Regions from separate parts of the Homo sapiens genome. Here region 2 is linked to region 1. Evidence: read pairs that join two places in POLR2A ChIA-PET (ENCODE). Cell type or tissue: CD4-positive, alpha-beta T cell. All regions are shown on one strand. Links, peaks and the distances in the headings refer to the core of each region. The heading gives the core; the rest is flanking DNA.

Region 1 (10,451 bases), core at 1,024-9,023:
AGGCCAGTGGATCACCTGAGGTCAGGAGTTTGAGACCAGCCTGGACAACATGGTGAAACCCCGCCTCTACTAAAAATACAAAATTAGCCCTGTGTGGTGGCGCATGCCTGTAATCCCAGCTACTTGGGAGGCTGAGGCATGAGAATCGCTTGAACCCGGGAGGCAGAGTTTGCAGTGAGCTGAGGTCACACCATTGCACTCCAGACTGGGCAACAAGAGCATAGTATATCCACTACAAAATAGTAGTGGATAAGTATTAAATGCTTATATATGAAACACTGTACCTTCTTAATTTTTATTTTATTTTTTAAAATTTATTTTTGAGACAGTGTCTTACTCTATCGCCCAGGCTGGAGTGCAGTGGCATGAATGGCTCACTGGAGCCTCATCCTCCTGGGCTAAGCAATCCTCCCACCTCTGCCTCCTGAGTAGCTGGGACCACTCAGCTATGCACCACAGGTATGCGCCACCATGCCTGGCGCTAGTTTATTTATTTTTTGTAGAGACAGGTTTCCCCATGTTGCCCAGGCTGGTCTTGAACTCTTGTGCTCAAGTGATCCTCCCACTTTGGCCTCCCAAAGTGCTGGGATTACAGGTCTGCACTACCACACCCAGCCATGCTAACCTTTTAATAGCATTAAGGCATTTAATTCTCACAAGAATACTCTAAGCTATGTACTATTATTTACCCATTTTTACAAATGAAGAAACTGAGGCACAGAGAGGGCAATACATTTCATGACCTCACAAAATGACTTGGTGGATGAGCCAGGAATTGAAATCAGGTGAATCTGGCACCAGCGTCGATGCTCTTAACCATGCTACTACACGACATCTAGGCAGAAAGAGCCCTTGCTGGGGCAGCATTTTGTTGGGAGGAACGTTGATCTGGCATTCCTTCTCTTGGCACTAGGATTGAATACTGCCCTGAGTCTGGATATCTACCTAATCGTCACATGCCAGAGATGGCTACAAAGCCTTTAAGAATAGAAGTAGGGGTCAGGCGCGGTGGCTTATGCCTGTAATTCTAGCACTTTGGGAGGCCAAGGCGGGTGGATCACCTGAAGTCAGGAGTTCAAGCCCAGCTTGGAAAACATGGCAAAACCCCGTCTCTACTAAAAATACAAAAATTAGCCAGGCGTGTTGGTGGGTGCCTATAATCCCAGCTACACAGGAGGCTGAGGCAGGAGAATGGCTTGAACCTGGGAGGCACAGTTTGCAGTGAGCCAAGATAGCACCACTGTACTCCAGCTTGGGCAACAGAGTGAAACTCCATCTCAAAAAAAAAAAAAAAAAAAAAAAGGATAGAATAGAATAGAATAGAAGTAGGGCCTCTTTCCCTGCTCCCCTGGCCCCTTCTTCCCCCTTCCACCATCTGTATATGAGTCTCAGGGATTGTAAAGACAACCAAGATGATGATGGAACCCATACCATGGAGTGAGAAAGACACAAATTCGGCCATGATGAATTGTGATGTTAATGTGCCTCCATCCCCCGTTTCCCTCGCTACCTTGTCTGGTTCTGTGGGCCTCCTCCCTATTCCTCCTTTTTCCGTGCAGCTCCTCTGCAGGAGGTTCAATGCTCATTTCACATCAAGGCTCTCCCTTTCACTTTGCTCCACACCAACTGAAATCCAATATGGGTTCTTTATTTCCCTCACACCCACCATACAAAATGCCCACAGCCGGTTACATCTTCTGCCGCCTGTGGTCTGAGTGTTTCTTTCTAGGAGAGTTCTCTGGTAGTGACCTCTGTACTCAGCTATTCTGTCCCCTGCTCTGCCTTCATTGGGGCAACAGAGGAACTATTTTATATTCTGCTTCTTTGGGCAGCAAAAGTAAATTACACAAGGTGTGGGTGGAGGGGGGTCCAAGTTGAAAACAGATTTCTATGTCAGGCAGAAACATGGATGCCTGTGACACTCTGAGTAACGACATTCAAAACCCATTCTGGATGCAGAAACCTGTAAACAAAATGTAGGGAGTGTGTAGGGATGGGAGGGAGGAAAGAGCAGATCCTTTTAACTTTCCAGAGAGGGAAAAATTTGTAATGATCCGAAAATAATAGAACTGTTGGAAACACGTGAAATCCGCCTTATGGCAGGCTCATCATTCCTTGAAAGACAGCTCTGTTTGTTCTGCAATGATGTAGAAACCACTAATCATGTGCCACCATCAACTTGGACCCCCCTCCACCCACACCTTGTGTAATTTACTTTTGCTGCCCAAAGAAGCAGAATATAAAATAGTTCCTCTGTTGCCCCAATGCAGGCAGAGCAGGGGACAGAATAGCTGAGTACAGAGGTCACTACCAGAGAACTGTCCTGGAAAGAAACACTCAGACCAGAGGCAGCAGAAGATGTAACCGGCTGTGGGCATTGTGTATGGTGGGTGTGAGGGAAATAAAGAACCCATATTGGATTTCAGTTGAACTTTGAGTTGGTGTGGAGCAAAGTGAAAGGGAGAGCCTTGATATGAAGTGAGCATTGGCCCTCCTGCAGAGGAGCTGCACGGGAAAAGGAGGAATAGGGAGGAGGCCCACAGAACCAGACAAGGTAGTGAGGGAAACGGGGGATGGAGGCACATTAACTTACTGCCGTCCCATCTGGTAATCTTCATTTCCATTCACTGAGTCACGCTATGGCCATGCTATATCACTTTGAGTGCTAGCACAGCAGCAAGATGGGTAGATCTGAACTTCATGTGGTAGCAGGGGTGTGGCAGGTGCTTGGGTAATGACTGGTAGTAGGTAGCAGGACAGCACCTGCACTGAAGAGAACATTCTCCAGGGGTTAAAGGTGGAGTGTGTCCAGGTTCTTAACGTCCTGAGCAAAGAATTGGACAAAACGCACAAAGCAAGGAAGGAATGAAGGGATTTATTGAAAATGAATGTACACTCCACAGTGTGGGAGTGGGCCTGAGCATAGGGTTCAAAAGGCCCTGTTACAGAATTTTTGGGAGTTTAAATACTCCCTACAAAATTCCATTGGTAACTTTGGGTACACCCTATGTAAATGGAGAGGATGAAGTAAAGTTACAGTCATTTACAGCATACGCTCTATGGAGAGGATGTTTTCTGTTATAGCCGAAGTGTGAATCAGCCTTATGTTCCCTGCCTCCAGACCCTATTTTCCTGCCTCACAGGAAGGCAGAACAATGACTCAGATGATATACAAAGTCACAGTGAGTACCCAGTGACTAACATGATGTCTCGGGGTGTCCTGCGAGACAGGTGAAGCCCTACCTATAATACTCAGAAATCAGGGAGTTAGCATTGTGTAACAGTTAGCTGTATGCAGGCCACCAATCTCCAGGCCATGGCTCTTGGATAGACTGGCTTTTTGGAGTAGACGGTACTGGTGGGAAGAAAGTAAACTTTGAGATTTGAATAGAGAGGGTACTAGACAGACCTAAGCACATTAGCGATCACATCGAACCAGGCATCAGAACCAGCTCACAGGCTCCTCCAGTCTAGAAGCAAGAGTGAATTGGAGGCAGTCCTAGAATGTTGATTTACATGGTCAAATGCCTCTCTATGAGGTCAGGATTGGTCCTACAGATCAAAGCTCCAGGCCACACATGTTAAGGACCCTCAGCCCAGGGAGGTGGCTTTAATCTTGGTTCTCCAGTGTCAGGAAGAGATCCTTCAGTCATGGGGTAAGTATTTTCTGAGCACTTAGTACGTGGCAGGCGCTGGACTATAATGGAGAATAGTCCCTGCCCTCAAGGAGCTCCGAGAAACAAGACTCATTGGACCATCAGTCTGGATTCACTGAGGCAGGATTCTTTACAGCACTTCTGATGCAATTGTCACGGACTGGAGACCAGCCTCCATACAGGACCTGCAGGCATATTTTGTTACGCCCTGCACAGCGAAATACAAATCCAATAAAAGTAAATGCGCAAGTCTGAGGGGAACAGCTTGAAGATCTTATATACCACCCCACCACAGTGTTTCTAAAGGTTAGGCAATGTCACTGAAAATAGAGAAGAGGAAAGGTACATCCAGAAGGTGGAATAATAACCCTCCAAAGACATCCACATTCTAATCCCCGGGATCTGTGAAGACGTTACCTGATGGAGCGAAAGCGACTTTGCAGATGTGATTAAATTAAGGGCCTTAAAAAAAAAAAAAAAAAAAAAAGAGAGACAGAGAGATCACTTGGGTATTCGGCATATTCGATTCCCTCTAAAAGGTTCTGTATCATATTTATTCACTGAGCAAAGTCACCCTGTCAGTTTCAGAATTTGAGGTCAAAGTCATTTTGAGAAATAAAGGCAGATTGTCTTTTGGTTGTTCGATTTGTCTTGAAGGATATGGTATTTGTCAAAACAGCAGTTATTCTCAAAAAGAATTCTATTATGTACTCTTAGAGATCAGAAGCTTTTTACTAATACTTGTTTATTTTCATTAACTGGGGAAAATATGAGTATTGTTTATTTTTACTCCTTTCTATGCTGCAAGTTAATAAAAATAAATCCCTTCAAAGTTAGTGATCAATGCAATGAAACAATATATTTAAAAACATTTCAATTAAATTAACTAAATATAAAAAAAAAAAAAAATAAAAAAAAAAAATAAATAAATTAAGGGCCTTGAGGTGGGGAGATTATCCTGTATTATCTGGATGGGCCCAATCCAATCACACTGTTCTTTTCATCAGAGAACCTTTCTTGGCCGAGTTCGTAGTCAGAGGGAGATGTGACTACAGAAGAATGGTTGGACACGTGCAACACTGTGGGCTTTACAGAGGAAGGAAGGGGACATGAGCCAAGGAACTCTGGCAGCCTCTAGAAGCTAAAAAAGGCAAGGAAACAGATTCTCCCTTAAAGCTTCCAGAAAGGGACACAGCCCTGTAACACTTGGATTTTAGCCCAACTGGGTGTGTGTCCCGCTAGTGATCTCCAGAACTGTAAGATAAGTGTGTGTTGTTTTAAGCCATTAGGCTTGCTCGTGATTACTTGTTATAGCAGTGATAAGAAACTGATACACTGGCTTTTTTTTTTTCAAACAGATTCTCACTCTGTCACCCAAGCTGGGGTGCAGAGGCATGATCTCAGCTTACTGCAACCTCCAACACCCGGGTTCAAGCAATTCTCCTGCCTCAGCTTCACAAGTAGCTGGGACTACAGGCATGCACCATCACGCCTGACTAATTGTTGTATATTTAGTAGAGATGAGGTTTCACCATGTTAGCCAGGCTGGTCTTGACATCCTGACCTCAGGTGATCCACCCACCTCGGCCTCCCAAAGTGCTGGGATTACAGGCATGACCCACCACGGCCAGCTGGCATATTTTATGATGCTAAAAAGATTGGGTACTATCTATTCTCTAATACTTGCTAAATCTTCATCTATTGTAACAGGAAATAAATTGATAGTGGCCAAAAAGGATAAATTTTAAAATAACAGTTTAAGCATATTCTTTACATATAGAGGTAAATATCAAAAGAAATGCCCAAGAGAAGTGAAAGTGGTTGCCTCTGCCGAGTGAGACTAAAAGATGGGGCAGGAATCTGCTGTTTTGGTACTACTGATGCAATTTTTAAGAATCAGAATGCACTAAAACTTTGACTTAAGAAATGCTAAAACAATGTAATTAGACCAGTGTTTTCTTTCATATAAGCAGGTATTGTCTAGAGCTGTACTGTTCTACATAGTTAGCCACTAGCTCTATGTGGCTTTTACATTTCATGTTAAAATTAACTAAAATTGGCCGGGCATGGTGGCTCACACCTGTAATCCCAGCATTTTGGGAGGCCGAGGTGGGTAGATCACCTAAGGTCTGGAGCTCAAGACCAGCCTGGCCAAGATGGTGAAACCCTGTCTCTACTAAAAATACAAAAATTAGCCGGGCGTGGTGGCATATGCCTGTAGTCCCACCCAGCTACTCAGGAGGCTGAGGCAGGAGAATCTCTCGAACCTGGGAGGTGGTGGTTGCAATAAGCCGAGCCTGCACCACCGCACTCCAGCCAGGGTGACAGAGTGAGACTCTGTCTCAAAAAAAAAAAAAAAAAAAAAACTAAAATTAAATTAAATTAAAAGTTCAGTCCCTCATTCACACTAGCCACACTTTGTGTGCCAGACAGTGTATTGGATTCGTAGATTAAGAACTTTCCATGAGAACATTCTATTAGGCTATGCTGGTCAAGGTTCTTTTGTTCTCTGCCCTGCACACCCCTGAAGCCGTTTGGGTTTGTAACTATTGCCTAGCGGCAAGATAGGGCTACAGATGTGAGTGTATGGGAGCCTGCAGGCCAGTTAAAGGAGTTACATCTGCCAGTCAGGATTAATGGAAAGCAAGATTAGAAAAGGAACAGACCAGCTCACCAGTTATCTAGGACTGCATACCAAACCACCTCAAAACATATGTGTTGTACAATAACCATTGTATTTGACCCTCAGCTGGAACATCTAAGGATGGTCTCTCTGTGTGGCCTGGGCTTCTTCATCACATGGTGCCTGGGTCCAAGAAACAGGAAGTGGAAGCTGCCAGGTTCTGAAGACCTGGTCCTGGAGACTGGCACTGCTCACTTCCACTATATTTCATTAGCCAAATAAGCACAGAACCCAGATTCAAGGAGAGGTGACATAGACTCCACTTCTCAATGAGAAGAGTATCACAGAATTTGGGGGCCATGTTTTAAAACCACCAAAGCTCAGAACTCCTCTTCTTCCTTATCAATGTCTACTTTTCAAGGAAAGATTTTTTTTTTTTTTACAAAACCTTTATAAAGACAGTTTTTACAACTTGCATGCCTTTGCTATTCTATAACTATAAAGTACCCCACTACATGTCAAACGCTGTGTAGACTGTTACTCTTTCAAGCAATGACATAAAGGAAGAAATAGAGAAATGCAATATGAAGAGAGATTCTTTTTTCTTTTTCTTTTCTTTTTACATTTTTTTACATTTTTCCCTAAAAATTTCACTGAAGTGAGAAAGCTTTTTTAGATGGAAGAAAACATGAACATGTTTATAGACAGGAGAAAAAGGGTGTTGCCAATATAGAAAAAGATTCTAAGTGTTGGTAGAGAAGGAAGGAATTGGCTAAAGAGTAGCAGGGAAGGTGGAGCTGATTTCCAGATTAATTTTTTTTAAAAAGGCCAGATGCGGTGGCTCATTCCTGTAATCCCAGCACTTTGGGAGGCTGAGGTGTGTGAAATGCTTGAGCACAAGAGTTCAAGACCAGCCTGGGCAACATGGGGAAACCTGTCTCTACTAAAAATACAAAAATTAGCCAGGTATGGTAGTACGTGCCTGTAATCCCAGCTACTCAGGAGGCTGAGGCAGGAGAATCACTTGAACCCAGGAGGCGAAGGTGAGCCAAGATTGTGCTCACTCCAGCCTGGGTGACAGAGTGAGACTCCATCTCAAAAAATAAAATAAAATAATTTAAAAATTTAAAAAAGAGTACCAGGGAAGGAATTTACATCAGGCCACAGGTGGCTACTAATCCTTTGTCCCTTCCAGAAATTTTTACATTTTCCTTTTAACGAGTCTGTGTCTTTCTCCCTATGAACATTAAAAAGCACATTTGCACAGAACACTGTGCGGCCCACTTGGAATCCAATTCTAAAGGCGAAATAGCCTTCAATTCCATTATTTCTACCACTACCTCGCCCCACTTAGAAGAGGGTGTGCATGTCAGTGTTAAATGCTGCTCCTCCAACGGTTCTTCCAAGAAGCAAAGAAAACAGACTGCTGCAATGGGATCTCTGAGCAATTCTGATTTGCTGGGAATTGCAAAGGTTTTCTTTTACTCAGTGTTCTTGAGGTTTTGCTTCCATCTTCGAGAAATGATCCTTTTACCACTCCAAATTATTCACCTAGAGAGACACTTGCAAGTCCACAGAACACAAAAATGGCACTTATTAAACATTTAAATCACCTATAGGGTAATTATCAGATAAATACAGTATAAGGTTGCATTATTATCGTCTCTATGCCTGACATTTTCATAAAGCCATTTTATTCTGCAGTTTAAGAGAAATGATTACCAATAAAGCTTTTTTTTTTTTTTGAGACAAGAGTCTCACTCTGTCGCCCAGTCTGGAGTGCAGTGGCGTGATCTCAACTCACTGCAAGCTCTGCCTCCCGGGTTCACGCCATTCTCCTGCCTCAGCCTCCTGAGTAGATGGGACTACAGGCGCCCACCTCCACGCCCGGCTAATTTGTTGTTGTTGTTGTTGTATTTTTAGTAGAGACGGGGTTTCACCGTGTTAGCCAGGATGGTCTTGATCTCCTGACCTCGTGATCCGCCTGTCTCAGCCTCCAAAAGTGCTGGGATTACAGGCGTGAGCCACCACGCCCAGCCCAATAAAGCATTTTAATTGAATATTGTCAGTGATTGAGCTTTGGAAGGTTTTTAATTGGGTCATGTGATTTTCTAAAACTACTAAGTTCCTACTTTCTGATTTGAGAAATACATGTGACATTTATAAGTGTAACATCTAGTTACCAAGGGGGAACAAAATCCAAAAACCATAAGAAATCAGAGGGGCAAGGCTGTGACTCCTATCATGCATTCATGCTGCTCCTCTCAGGTGTCTCCTGCCGTCTCTCAGATTACAGCTGTCCACAGCTCACAGGTAATAAACTCAGGCTATTCCAGCTTTCTGACTTCATTTTCATTCAAATCTCAACAAATATTTACAAAGCACTTACTGTATAGTAACACTGCACATGAGGCCAGTCAAATATGAGGAAGACAGTGGTAAATGTGTAAGATGGAGCAAGAGCTGCAACTAAAGAATCAAAGAGGATATCTCTTCTAAATCCAGAGATATGAGAAAGAAAATAGAAAAACTCTTATTAGACGTAGGAGTCAGGGAGCTTACATGAGCAGAAATGCCCAACCCAAGGACAGAATAGAATAAAGAAACCAAGTTAAGACAGTAAATTCTGAGCCAAATCTTTTCTTTCTTTATCTTTCTCTCTCTCTCTTTTTTTTTTTTTTTTTTTTTTTTGTAGCTCCTGGTCTCTGGTTGAAGAGCCAAATCTTTTTGAAGAGTAGTCCTGCGGAGGACCCACTGGGCACCCGCTAGGGAAACAATGGGAGGGATGAAAACAGAGAAGGAAAAGAAAGCGGATCCAGGGTTCCCACCTCCCTGGGTGAACCCGACTATCAATGCCCACATTAGACAAAAGGAGACGAAAAGATGTTTTCCTGGGCTCCTGGTTTGTGTTATTTGAGGCCTTCCTTTTTCAAACAATCTAATCTAATGTATCAGGTATCTGATTCAAGAGGCACATTCATTGACTTTCATAGTTAATTTATGGACTTATGGCTGCTAATATTTGTTGGCTGTTACAAAACTTTATCCACAGCTCATAAAGATTTCTTAGTTGTGAGCAATAGCAATTTAAATCTTTTCTTAGGGCAGGTTTGTTTTTTAGTTTAGTTTTTGTAAGATTATTACAGTAATAGAACTTTGGCACTTTTACTAAGGGAAGGGAATCTTGAAGGATTTCATAACCAACTGTGTTTTCTAGTAAGCTCAGACACACAAAACCCTAGGAAAGAGGCTCAGAAAACATGAGATGTAAGGTGAGGTTTGGCATAGACTTTGAATGAGGAATGGCAAAGGCTGGCATCTTCATTCCAAAGTACCCACTGGCACACAGCATTTGCTAAGCAATTTACCAAGACAACAGGGGTAGCTTCCTTGGCTTTTTATTTATAAAAGCATGCTAGACACATCTTAGAACAGTGACTGGGAAGTCTGTCTGATATTATTGTTGTTACTGTTATTATTATTATTATCACTTTTTTGACAATCCTGAGATTTTTTGAACTCTGATAATGTGCCATGTAGAAGACAAACTAAGAGGCTGGGCACAGTGACTCACGCCTGTAATCCCAGAACTTTGGGAGGCTGAGGTCAGGAGTTCGAGACCAGCCTGGGCAGCATGGTGAGACTCCCATCTCTACTAAAAATACAAAAATTAGCCAGGTGCAGTGGCAGGCGTCTGTAATCCCAGCTACTCAAGAGGCTGAGGCAGGAGAATCGCTTGAAGCCAGGAGGCAGAGGCTGCAGTGAGCCAAGATTGTGCCACTGCACTGTAGCCTGGGCCACATCTCAAAAGAAAAAGAAAAAGAAAGTAGACAAACTAAGATAGAAAGGAAAGAAGAGACTTTTCAGAAAATCTATTTTTTAAGCTCTTGATTCATAAAGTACAAAATGATACTGGTCAAATAATTGCTTCAGAAGTCTAACCCTAAAGAAAATCGTATCACCTTCTGTAAGAAATCTGTAAGATTGCCAAAGTAAACAGTATGTTCTCACTGCCCAGAAAGGCCCCACCTGTCACCTTTCTGGCAGAAGAGTGAAGGGAAGTAAAAGGTGAAAGTGCACAAGGAAGTTGCAACCTCAGTGAACCACAAAACCATCCCCACAGGCAGGCAGTTGATATATGAAAATTCCATTGCTATTTGGTCATTTTTAAG
Region 2 (8,000 bases), core at 1-8,000, 260 kb after region 1:
AACACTTTCCCACTAATATCATGAGGCCGGTGTAACCCTAACACCAAAATATGACAGACATTCCAAAAATGAACAAAAGAAAATTCAGACCAATATGACATACAGATGCAAACATCTGTAGAAAAAGATTAGTAAATCGAATCCAATTAATACCCTTTTTTTCAAAAATTAGCCGGGCATGGTGGCATGTGCCTGTAATCCCAGCTACTCAGGAGGCTGAGGCAGGAGAATGGCTTAAACCCGGGAGGCGGTGGTTGCAGCGAGCTGAGATCACGCTATTGCACTCCAGCCTGGGCGACAAGAGTGAGACTCCATCTCAAAAAAACAACGTCAAACAAATACTCTTTACAAATAACTCTGTTTCTTTTTTTTTTTTTTTAGAGACAAGGCCTCACTCTCTCACCCAGGCTGGAGTGCAGTGGCATAATTATAGCTCATTGTAACCTTCAACTCTGGGGCTCAAGCAATCCTCCTACCTCAACTTCCAAAGAAGCTGGGATAGAACCATGCACCACTATGCCTGGCTAATTTTTAAATTTTCTGTAGAGACAGAGTCTTGCTGTGTTGCCCAAGCTGCCAACAATACATTAAAAAGATAACATATCAGGACCAAGTAGAGTTTATCCCCAGGAGGCAAGATTGGCTTAATACTGGGAACCAATGTAATTCATCAAATTAATAGACTAAAGGGGAAAGGCCATAATGAGAAATTTCAACAGATGCAGAAAAGCATTTGACAAATGCAATACCTATTCATGACAAAAATTCTCAGCAATCTAGGAATATTAGGAAACTTCCTCAATCTGACAAAGGACATCTACAAAAAAACCTAAAGCTAATGTCATATTTACAGTGAAACACTACTGAAAATTAAACACTGACCATAACAAATATCAGCAATTTGTGGAAAGAGTAGAATTCTCATAAACTGCTAATGTAAAAGTAAAATGGTATAAAGACATTGGAAAATAGTTTGGCAATTTCTTAAATATGCATCTATCACACGACCCAGCTATTCTAATCTTAGATATTTAACAAGGGAAATGAAAATACTGTCCACACAAAGACCTGGCTTTAGGCAACCATTGATTTGCTTTCTGTCACTATATGTTACATTGCATTTTGTAGAATTTTATGAGCATAAATGTTCATAGCAGCTTAATTTGTAATAGCCAGAAACTGGAAACAAACCAACTGCCCAACAAGAGATAAACAGATAGGTCAGGCAAGGTGGTTCACACCTGTAATCCCAGCATTCTGGGAGTCCGAGGCAAGAGGATTGCTTGAGCCCAGGGGTACAAGACCAGCCTGACAACATAGTGAGACCCCCATTTCTACAAAAAATTAGAAAATTAACTGGGCATGGTAGCATGCACCCGTATGGGAGAATCGCCTGAGCCCAGGAGGTAGAGGCTGCAGTGAGTTATGATATGCCTCTCCACTACATTCCAGCCTGAGCAACAAAGTGAGACTCTGTCTCAAAAAAAACAAACAAAAAAACAGATAAATAGATAAAATAATTGCAGCATGTCCATACATACTTATCAATAAAAAGCAATGAACTATTGATACACACAACATTGATAAATCTCAAAATCATGCTAAGTGAAAGAATGAAAGAATCCAGACTTTAAAAGTATGATTCCAAATAAAATTCTACAAAATGCAATGTAACATACAGTGACAGAAAGCAAATCAATGGTTGCCTAAAGCTGGGTGCTGTGGCTCGCACCTATAATCCCAACACTTTGGGAGGATGAGGCGGGCAGACTGCTTGAGCCCAGGAGTTTGAGACCAACCTGGGCAACATGGCAAAACCCCATTTCTACGAAAAATTAGCTAGGTGTGGTAGCATGTGCCTGCAGCTACTTGGGAGGCTGAAGGAGAAGAATCAAGTAACCTGGGAAGTCAAGGCTGCAATGAGCTGTGATCGCACTCCAGCCTGGGTGACAGAGTAAAACCCTGTCTCAAAAAAAAAAAAAAAAGAAAAAGAAAAAAGTTTGCCTAGAAGCAGGGGTGGAGGGAGAAATGAATTGCAAAGCGGAACAAGAAGACTTTTGATATTTATGGAAAGGTTCAGTATCTTGCTTATGGTGATAGTTCAGTGAGTATATCTATATGTCAAAACTTAACAAATTGTACACTTTAAAAATGAAGAGGTTGGCCAGGCGCAATGGCTCACGCCTGTAATCCCAGCACTTTGGGAGGCCAAGATGTGCGGATCACTAGAAGTCAGGAGTTCGAGACCAGCCTGGCCAACATGGTGAAACCCCGTCTCTACCAAAAATATAAAAAATTAGCCGGGTGTGGTGGCACATGACTGTAATCCCAGCTACTTGGGAGGCTGAGGCAAGAGAATCGCTTGAACCCGGGGGGCAGAGGTTGCAGTGAGCCGAGATGGTGCCACTGCACTCCAGCCTGGGTGACAGAGTGAGACTTAATCTCAAAAGAAAAAAAAAAAAAAAAGTAGAGCTTACTGATGTCAATTATACCTCAATAAAGCTATTTTTTAAACTCTCAATACTATTTCTTAAACAAAATTAATCAGCACCTTTTTATATATCTGATATTGTATTAGGGCAGAAAAAGAAGGTAATGAGACAGTACTGTTGGTAATGCAAACAAGTAAGCAAATAATTTCAATGCCGTATGATATGATAAGGATTATAACAAATATCTGTAACTAGAAGCTAAGGAAACATTTAAAAAGGGGTCTTAGGCCTAATAAAGGCAGTAACATTTCAACTGATTCTTGAGGGCTGTGTGGGAGTTTGTGAAAGGGAAATGACACTCTAACTCAATAAAACCACCCATACAAAGGCACAGCCAAAGAGAATTTGATCTCTTTGGGGAATAAAGAACATTCAATATGGCTGAAGAGGTTAGGTAAATATCACGCAGGGCTTTGTTGGCAATGAAGAGCCACTGAAAGTTTTACAAGCAGGAATGTAACATGATAAAGTTCATGGTTTAAAAAAACCCTGCATTTGGTATACTTACTCATTATCCTCTTCACCTTGTCTTGCCCTTTTTGCCAAATGTTCATCTTCTAATTCTGTTAAATTCTTAAGTTCCTTCTCACTACTAATTATGCTAAATACTGAAACAAAAAGAAAAACGCTATGAGCTAAAACAATCGTTTGTATAACTTTATTGATAATTTAGCTCTAACAATAAGACTCACCTTTTTCTACCTGAATCCTAAAAGCATTTCTTTTTCTTCGACCATAGTCTATACTGAAAAAAGAAAACAAGAAGTTTACCATAGTAGTCTCCACCAATATTTTTCCATTAAGTTCAATCTAAATGGATCAAATAAATTTTCATGAATATTTCATTGTTACAGTATAGACACTTGCCATAACCCTATTTTCAAACTTCTAAGTTTATATATTTACTATTGTGACCTTTCTCCATTTTCCCCCTTTTTTAAACTAACCTTTTTTGCTTCAAATATTTTTATTTTAAAATTTCAAAGTTACTAAAAATATGAAAGAAATAATGTAATCAACACTCGTATATTCTTTACCTATAGTATTCTCAAACTGCCACATTTACTTTACTTCTGTCTACATATAGAGATTTCTTTTGGAGGGGTAGAGCAAAACCATTTGAAAATAAGTTCTAGGCCAGGCACAGTGGCTCATGCCTGTAATCCCAGCACTTTGGGAGGCTGAGGTGGGAGAATCACTTGAGCCTAGGAGTTTGAGACCATCCCTGCCAACATAGGGAAACCCTATCCCTACAAAATATTAAAAATTAGCCAGGTATGGTAGTACGTGGCTGTAGTCCCAGCTACTTGGGAGGCTGAGGTGGGAGAACAGCTTGAGTCTGGGAGGTGAAGGCTGCAGTGAGCCGTGATTGCGCCAATGCACTCAGCTTGGCCAACAGAGCAAGATCTCATCTCAAAAAAAATAATAAATTAAAAAACTAAGAAGAAGAAACTAAGTTACAGACCCTTCGTCTCAAAAATTCTCAGCATGTATCTCTTTAAAAAAGAATATCTGCAGCCAGGTGCGGTGGCTCACTCCTGTAATTCCAGAACTTTGGGAGGCTGAGGTGGGAGGATCATGAGGTCAGGAGATTGAGACCAGCCTGGCTAACACGGTGAAACCTCGTCTCTTCTAAAAATAAAAAAAAAAAAAATTAGCCAGGCGTGGTGGTGGGCGCCTGTAGTCCCAGCTACTGGGGAGCCTGAGGCAACAGAATGGCGTGAACCCAGGAGGCAGAGCTTGCAGTGAGCCAAGATCGTGCCACTGCACTCCAGCCTGGGCGACAAAGCGGGACTCCGTCTCAAAAAAAAAAAAAAAAATCAGCTGGGTGTGGTGGTGCACACTTGTGGTCCCAGTTACTTGGGAGGCTGAGGCAGGAGAATCCCATGAACCCAGGAGGCGGAGGTTGCAGTGAGCCGAGATCACACCACTGCACTCCAGCCTGGGGACAGAGCAAGACTCCGTCTCAAAAAAAAAAAAAAAAAAAAAAAGGATATCTGCATAGCTACAATACAATTAGCACAAATAAGAAATTTAATATTGATAAATTATCTAATATACAGTCCATATTAAAATTTCTCAAATTATTCCCAAAAAATGGTCTTTATAGTTGTTTTTCTTTCTTTCTTTTTGTTTTTTTGAAACGGAGTCTCGCTCTGTGGCCCAGGCTGGAGTGCAGTGGTGCAATCTCGGCTCACTGCAGACTCCGCTTCCGGGGTTCACGCCATTCTCCTGCCTCAGCCTCCTGAGTAGCTGGGACTACAGGCGCCTGCCACCACACCCGGCTATTTTTTTGTATTTTTAGTAGAGACAGGATATAGTTGTTTTTCTTTGACCCAGAGTCTAGTCAAGGTTCATGCATTTACTTGGTTGTTGTGTCTCTTTGGACTCTTTTAACTTGTAATAATCTCTTCACCTTTGTGCATGTAACACTGACATTTTTGAAGGATCCAGGCCAGCTAATTTATAAAATGTCCCACAATCTGAATTTATGTCTCCTCATTATTAAATTCAAGTTAAACATTTTTAGCAAGACCATCTGCTAAAAATATAGGTGAAAGTTTGATGAGTACAGGATATTTGTATAATCTGAAAATATATTCTTATAAATTATTTATTAATTTCAAATTAATTTACAGTGGATCGATCAAAACTAACATTACCGAATAACACCCCACACAGATATTCTGTGCCTTTTGAAGTCAAATTGCTTCTTTGGTTTTCCTTCCAAAAACATATAACCTGATTCCAACCATGTGAAAACAGCAGAAAAATCCAAATTGAGGGATATTCTATATAGTAACTACCTGTAATCTTCAAAAATGTAAAGATCATGAAAAACAAAAAAAGGTTGAGGAACTGTTGCAGATTAAAGGAAACTAAAAAGCAAAACAAGCATAATTTAGGGGCTGGATTTCAGTTCTGGAAAAAAAATTCCGATAAAATAATAGCTATAAAGAACATTATTGAGACAGGCAAACTCTGAATATGAATGGTGGATTCGATAATATTACTGAATCAAGATTACATTTTCTGGTTTTAATAAATAAACTGTGGTTATATAATAAAAGCCTTTGTCCTTAGGGAATAGATAGTATGCATGGATAAAGGGACATTCTAGGTAGAGTATATGGGTGTTCTTTGTACTATTTTTTCCATTTTCCTCTTTATAAAAATCTGTGCCAGCGCAGTGGCTCACACTTGTAATCCCAGTACTTTGGGAGGCCAAGATGGGCGGATCATTTGCGGTCAGGAGTTCGAAACTAGCCTGGCCAACATGGTAAAACCCCATCTCTACTAAAAATACAAAAATCAGCCAGGCATGGTGGTGGGTGCCTGTAATCCCAGCTACTTGGGAGGCTGAGGCAGGAGTATCACTTGAGCCCAGGAGGTGGAGGTTGCAGTGGGCAGACATCACACCACCACACTCCAGCCTGGGTGACTGAGTGAGACTCCATCTCAAAAAAAAAAAAAACTTTATGTTTTTGAGACAGGGTCTCACTCAGTCAGGCTGAAGTGTAGTTGTGCAATCAGAGCTTGCCACAACCTCAACCTCCTGGTCTCATGCAATCCTCCCACCCCAGCATCCGAGTAGGTACGATGACAGACACGTGCCAGCACACCTAGTTAATTTTTTGATTTTTTTTGCAGAGATGGGGGTCTCACTATGTTGTCTAAGCTCGTCTGGGTCAGTTTTTCTTAAATGTGAAATTACTTCAAAACACAAAGTTTTAGATGAGGCAAATATTGTACTAAATCATGACCATTTAAAAAGGCAACTTGGGGCCTGGCACGGTGGCTCATGCCTGGAATCCTAGCACTTTAGGAGGCTGAGGCGAGAGGATCACTTGAGCTCAGGAGTTCAAGGCCAGCTGGGCAACATGGCAAAACCCCATCTCTACAAAAAATACAAAGAATCAGCGGGGCATGGTGGCATGTGCCTTAGTTCCAGCCATCTGGGGGCTGAGGCAGAAGGATGAGCCCAGGGGGCTGAAGCTGCAGTGAGCCGAGATTGAGCCACTGCACTCCAACCTGGATGATAGAGCGAGACTGTGTCTCCAAAAAATAAATAAATAATTAATTAAAAATTAAACAAAGAGAGAAAGAAAGACGTAAAAGCGATTCTTCACTCATGAGCCATACAAAACAAGGTGGTAGGCAGGAACTGGTTTGAGGGCCATAGTTTGCCAACACCTGGATAAGAGAAGATGGCAGATGGATGTAGGCAGAATGTTTAAAAGCTGAAACAGGCCAGGTGTAGTGGCTCATGCCTATAATCCTAACACTTTGGGATGCCAAGGCAGGAGGATCACTTGAGGTCAAGAGTTCAAGACCAGACTGGCCAACATGGCGAAACCACATCTCTACTAAAAATACAAAAATTATTTTTAGTAATAATTTTTAAATAAATTTTAAATAAATTTTTAGGGTGTGGTGGTGTACACCTGTAGTCCTGGCTACTTGGGAGGCTGAGGCAGGAGAGTCACTTGAACCCAGGAGGCGGAGGTTGCAGTGAGCCGAGATTGCCCCGCTGCACTCCACCCTGAGCAACAGAGTAAGATTCCACCTCAAAAAAAAAAAAAAAAACTGAAACAGTAGTCTAGACAAGAAATAATGAGGCTCTGGATTAGGCTAGTATAGTAATGGTAGGGAAAGGAGAGAACAGGCATCATGAAATATTTAAGAGACCACAGCAAGGCTTCTTGGTGACTTATTATAGACATGGCAGGGGGATTCAAGGCTAGGTAGAAGGAAGTGGACAACATACAGATTAACCTGGGTGACTGGCTGAGTAACAGTCATACCACCAACTAAGAAAAAAGGTTACCAACAAAACACAACTCACAGATTTCAATGGAGTGAGTGGCGGGGATAGAAACAATCTTAGTTTAGTCTTTATTTTTATTTTTTAAGAGACAGGGTCTTGCTCTGTCACCCACGCTTCAGTGCAGCGGTGCAATCGTAGCTCACTGCAGCCTTGAATTCCTGGCCTCAAGTGATCCTCCTGCTTCAACTTCCTGAGTAGCTAAGACAGACTACAGGTGCATGCCACGCTAATTTTTTTTTTTTTTTTTTTTGGTAGAGACAGAATCTTGCTATGTTGCCCAGTCTGGTCTCAAACTCCTAGCCTCAAGCAATCCTCCTGTGTCAGCCTCTCTAAGTGCTGAAATTACAGGTGTGAGCCACTGTGCCCTGGCCTTAGACCACTCATTAAATAAATTCTGATCAGGGGAAGGAAAAATACTACTGAGTGGTAGCCAAAGTGAGGTATACTATTGTTTTAAAAAGCTTTCTGTCTTAGTTTCTCTTCTTTTCTTCCTTCCTAATACAGATTTTGGTATTGATAAGTATAGTGCTACTGTGACAAATACCTTAAAATGTAGAAATGGTTTCAGAACTAGGTAGTAGAGGCCAGAGAGTTTTGAGGTGCATGTTAGAAGAAACCTAGATGGCTCTGAAGTGACTGCTGTTAGAAATATGGACACCGCAGGGCGTGGTGGCTCATGC

Evidence for each region. ChIA-PET counts read pairs that join two places held together with the same protein. Peaks named below come from ENCODE experiments on the same cell type or tissue, not always from the same donor. Only the 100,000 strongest peaks of a DNase experiment are listed, where the experiment ranks them.
Region 2: POLR2A ChIA-PET joins it to region 1 with 14 read pairs; 2 of 35 experiments call an interaction of 5 or more read pairs at or near these places.

The regions. Positions count from the first base shown.
Region 1 is chr1:224,055,295-224,065,745 of GRCh38, forward strand. LOC105373061 (a long non-coding RNA gene) reads left to right here and starts at 3,572. Exons shown (of 3, transcript XR_001737824.1): 1 at 3,572-3,656. In CD4-positive, alpha-beta T cell, for the core only: no CTCF peak of the experiment used is centred there; no DNase peak of the experiment used is centred there.
Region 2 is chr1:224,314,694-224,322,693 of GRCh38, forward strand. NVL (nuclear VCP like) reads right to left here. Exons shown (of 23, transcript NM_002533.4): 3 at 3,185-3,237; 4 at 3,001-3,100. Among named protein-coding and RNA genes, the nearest start is that of NVL, 11 kb to the right of the region's middle. In CD4-positive, alpha-beta T cell, for the core only: no CTCF peak of the experiment used is centred there; no DNase peak of the experiment used is centred there.